Linked DNA regions of Mus musculus: region 1 is linked to region 2. The links are chromatin loops, found by intact Hi-C in ENCODE. Cell type or tissue: heart. All regions are shown on one strand. Region 1 holds the start of Atp2c1 (ATPase, Ca++-sequestering). Region 2 has its middle 25 kb from the start of Pik3r4.

Region 1 (2,500 bases), 96 kb after region 2:
TCACAGATACTCAGGAGAAAGCCTCGGGGAAATTTAATGGTTCTGAGTTCAGCCTGTGGCTTTGCGATAAGGATTCAAGGCAAGAAGCCTTTTAACTCAGAAAAGAATCTGTTTGCAGCCATTGCCCAATAAATGCAAAGTGTCTGGTTACTGGCACGTAGCACAATGCACCACAGAACTCAATGAATGTCCACAGAGCTGGCCAACCCCATAATGTCCATGAAGGGGTGGTGTCTGTGTGTGAGTGTGTGTGTGTGTGTGTGTGATTTGCTTAGTTTTCAAACAGTGCTAGTCTTCTAACAGGGTCCACAGAATCAATACACTCATGGGAACTTGCAGAGACCAGGAAGCCTGCAGGGGTCTGCCCCAAGTCCTCTGCATGTATGTTATGGCTGAGTAGCTCCGGGTTCATGTGGAAATGCTAACATTGAGAGCTGGGTCTGTCCCAGACTCTTTTGCCTATGTGTGGGACCCTTTTCCTCCTCCTGGGGAGTGGGGAGGAGGAATGTGTGGGTGGAGGAGCTGGGAGGAGAGGAGAAACTGTGGTCAGGATGTAACATATGAGAGATGAATAAAAATAATAAAATAAGAACTCTAAAACAGCGTTTCTCAAGGCTGAAATGAATTGACACTTTTGAGCGGAGGCTCAGTTGAAGGTTGTTAGTGTGTGTTGGTAATGACAAGAAAGCTCAAAGGAAACTGGGAAAACCTCATGTCATGCCCTCTTAGAAAGAAAGAAAGAAAGAAAGAAAGAAAGAAAGAAAGAAAGAAAGAAAGAAAGAAAGAAAGAAAGAATCACCAGAAATACTGTCGGAAGAATTAAAATTAAACCTCACGAGAGTCCGTGGGTATGGAAAGTCACCCGCTAGCTAATATTAACATCGCTTGCAACAGAGCCTTGCTGCTCAAAATAGGACAGTCAGTCATATCGCTATCGCTGGGCTGTTTACATTCTTCGGGCCAGCCCTGAACTTCTTCCTGCCTCTGGCTCCTGGGCATTGCAGTTCTGGAGGTTTCTAGATGACCCGCCTCCCTCAGCTGTCTCTAGGAACTTCCACTCAAAGGGGGAGCTATAAGATTGACACCTGCTCGGTTTGCAGCAAAGTGGTGGCACTTCAAAGGAGCGGCTAGGCAGCAGAGACTAAGTGTCTAGGTCGCATTTGGTCGCTGTCAGGGAGGGGCAGACAAGGACCCTCGGGTTTCCCCTCAGTATGGAGAACTTATTGCCTCCGTCCGGATTTTCTTACTTGAAAAAGTATCCTCTCCACTCTATTCGGAAATATTTATCAACGCTGAGAAGCCAAAGGGCCGAAGAGCAGGTACTATTTTGTTTGTGCTAACTTTAAAAATAACTGGTGCTTATTTCTGGGTGTGGCCTGTCGAAGCTTGGGGAATGTTTCTCTGCTGGCTTACTGGTGTTCATAGGCAGAGGTCAGATCCAGCCTGTAGTTACTCGAGCTTGGCAGTCAGAGGAGCCTGCCGCTTGTGAGGGGTTACTTGGCTGTGGAACGTTTGGGTCCTGAGATAAATTATGCAAATGTTCTGGGTGTGTGTGTTTGACACTTATTTTGCTTTCTTCCGTTATCTAGATGAACCTACCATACTACGGAGGTGACTCTTTGATACTTTGATCATTTTTTCAGTGTTTCGAAGACAAATTCTGAAACCGTTCGTAGCTCAATAGATGAAGCAGTATACCCTAGAAACACACTTATTTTCTTGCATGTTTCTGTGATTATTTTAATGTCACTAGGATTTGCAAAATGAAGGTTATCTGTGTGGCTATAATCAGATCATTAGTGGGCTGATAAGATCATTTGGATATAATAGGTGATTCTTATATGTGGTGCATAGGGGACAGAGCACAATAATTATTAATCCTTTTAGCCAATTGAAAGCTACAGTTTCCAACAGGAAGTTCTAGCATGTGGGTATAGACGCATCTTAATAAGCCTGTTTAAAATGTCTGGTTATTTCATTTAAAAACATGTGTGTTCATTACATTGATTACATTATACATTGATATCTAAAAACTGCTTTCGTAATTGCACTGGATTAGAGAGAGAACAATGTGTGGCCCATTTAAATCCAGGAGCTCATTTAGAAGCTTGGCAACGGACTAGAAATATGAAAGACAGGTCTGTCACCACATAGAAGATGACCAGCCACAAGCGCTCTGCCCTGTGCTCTCTCTAGAACGGCAGAGCCAGGCGACAGATATTGCCAGTGTCCTGTTCTTTTTTCCTCCGTGGTAGAAAATGACCCAGTTAGTAAGAGGCTTCCCAGAAATGGAAGCAGAGGGCAGCAGAAGGAAACCCTTTGGTGACCCCTTTTCCCCAAAGCTCATGCCTCATTTGAAAAAAAAAAAAAAAAACAAAAACCAAAAAACAAAATACCTGACAGATCATTAGGATTATCAAGGAAACTGCATCTTAAAATCTTAAATGATTTTGACTAGTGCTAGAGACTCAGGCTCTCTGCATTAAGGGAGCTAGGTTGC
Region 2 (2,500 bases):
ATGGAAGATTGTACACAACCCTGTCTTTGTTGGTTATCTTTTTATCACAGTGGTTGTTTCTCGCAAATAGAAAGATACCAAGTTTTTAAAAACTAGCTCTCTAATAAAGATGAAGCCCCAAGGTTTCCCTAGCCCTCCACAGCATGGCCTACTGGCTGGACATAGAGCATTATAACTCACCAGTCAGCCCTCGTTCTGATGCTATTACACCCAGGATGGTGGCTGCTTCTTTTTTTTCTTCTCCTTCTCTGTATCCTTCTCCTTCTTTTCTTCTCCTCCTCCTCTTCCACCTCCTCTTCTCCTTTTCTTCCTCCTCTTCTTCTCCTTGTTCTTCCTCCTCTTCCTCCTCCTTCCCCTTCTTTTTCTCCCCCTCCTCCCTTTCCTTCTCCTTCTGATTGTGATGAACAGTGGCTTAAATAACAGCCTAATTCACTTTTAAAAATCTATCCATGTTGCTTTCTGCAGTCTAATCTAATATTAACCCAAGTCCTTCCTAATTAAACCAAGGCCATTCAATTATGCATTTTAATACTGTGATGGTTTTTAACAGTACCAAAGTGAGAGAGATTCATTAGAAAAGTACTTAAGGCAGAGGAATTCAGGTAAGCTCAGAGAAAAACAAATTCAGATCTCTTTGAATATCTTTCTTGCCTTAAATATATTGCCAGTCTCTTTAGGGAGCCCAGGAGAGTACTCGAAGAATCTCAGTGCCATTCTAACTCGATCTGACGTGTCTCAAGCCTATATATGCGATCTGGGGAGAGATGTTGGGAACACACAATTAGCTGCAGAGAACAGAGAAGCCATGTTGAATTCAACGTCAGGGGTATGTTCTTGGAATGTGTTCAGAACCTCCTTAGAGCTTTCCAGTTGTCCTCTTAGAAATAATCATATCTTTCAATACTGGAGGAGATGTGACAGAAAACACTTTCATGTTTTTAAATGTTTAAGATTAAACAGTCACAACAAATAATGTGTAATTAAAAAAGAAAGAAAGAAAGAAAGAAGAGAGAAGAAAAGAAAAGGAGAGGAGAGGAGAGGAGAGGAGAGGAGAGGAGAGGAGAGGAGAGGAGAGGAGAGGAGAGGAGAGGAGAGGAGAGGAGAGGAGAGGAGAGGAGAGGAGAGGAGAGGAGAGGAGAGGAGAGGAGAGGAAAGGAAAGGAAAGGAAAGGAAAGGAAAGGAAAGGAAAGGAAAGGAAAGGAAAGGAAAGGAAAGGAAAGGAAAGGAAAGGAAAGAGAATGACTTTTCTTCCTGGGTGATGGGAATGGGCAAAATGAGCAGAAATCCACTAGGGGGCAGGGCATCCCAGTGGGAGGATCTGAGCTGCTAGGGACAGGATTCCAGAGTCTGGGTCTTAGAGCTAGGACTCATTCTTGGATGAACTGCTCAAAACCTCTTGGACCTTAGTATCTTGTTTTCTAAAATAGAAACAAGGAGACCACATGAGACTGTGGGTACAAGAAAGCATTAGGCATATACTGTTATTCAATAACAACAAAAAAAGATGATGTTAATGACAACAATTACTAAAAAAGGCAGAGGATAGCTTGGGGGACTAGCTCAGTTTGTAGAGTGTTTTATACACTATGTGAGGTGCAAATGACTGTAATCCCATCACTACCCAGGGAGCAGGGAGCAGCTGAATGAATGGTTCAAGCCATCCTCGACTTCAGGCTCTATCCTTTATTCATCCATGACTACATTCTAAGGTTAGGGCCAGCCTGGACTACATGAGACCTTGTCTCACCCAAAGAACACAGAAAATAAAATAATGTTAGTTTTGGGGCTCAGTTGTATACAGGTTTATTGTGTCAATTTATCTTATTGAATTTACATTAGAATTTATGATGATTTATGTCTTTATGAGCCCATTTTCCCTAAGAACTTTAAGCTCCAGAGAGAATTTTTTTCCTTGTAGGAAGTAAATGGTGTTTTAGCCATTTTAATGTCTAGAACATCATTATCATATTTTTATCATTTATTTTCATTTCCTAACGGAATGATCTGCTGACGTACCAAAGGAAAAAATGGAACATAGAGATAACTTGTCTCTTAATGCCTTTAAATGTTTCCCCCTCTTAAACTTTGTGGTCTGAGGATGGTCTAGCATATTTCTCCTGGAATGTTCAATGAAAAAATGTCATCTGATGAAACATAGGAATACTGAATGCATTTTCAGGCACAGAAATTGCTTTTTATGAAATGATTACTTAAGTATAAATTCCAGTAATCCTTAGGAGCCCTTTTACAAAATAACTGTGTGTTCCAGACGCAGTAGGCAGTGCTAACTTAAGGCTGAAATAGTCCATCTCTGACAGTGAAAGGTCATCTGAATAAAGATTTAATGCCTCTGAAATTATAGTGTGAGTTAAATGGAAATATTTAATTTATAAAACCTTGATTTATATATGTTCACTCTGTTCTTAGCCTTTTGAAAGTAGCTGACTCATGCACCTGTCAGGCCAGGAAGATCAATGGCAAACCAGCCCCAGGCATTCCC

What was found. Hi-C counts contacts between places; a loop is a spot of excess contacts. Peaks named below come from ENCODE experiments on the same cell type or tissue, not always from the same donor. Only the 100,000 strongest peaks of a DNase experiment are listed, where the experiment ranks them.
Region 1: a loop joins it to region 2, with 2.6 times the contacts of the local background. A loop is called at or near these places in 5 of 42 quality-filtered maps.

What each region holds. Positions count from the first base shown.
Region 1 is chr9:105,519,859-105,522,358 of GRCm38, reverse strand. Atp2c1 (ATPase, Ca++-sequestering) reads left to right here and starts at 1,102. Exons shown (of 27, transcript NM_001253831.1): 1 at 1,102-1,319. The coding sequence starts at 1,212. In heart, no CTCF peak of the experiment used is centred here; a DNase peak (open chromatin) is centred at 1,008; H3K4me3 peaks cover 1,897 bases; H3K27ac peaks cover 2,149 bases.
Region 2 is chr9:105,616,279-105,618,778 of GRCm38, reverse strand. No RefSeq gene overlaps it. Among named protein-coding and RNA genes, the nearest start is that of Pik3r4, 25 kb to the left of the region's middle. In heart, a CTCF peak has its summit at 1,298 (motif pointing right); no DNase peak of the experiment used is centred here.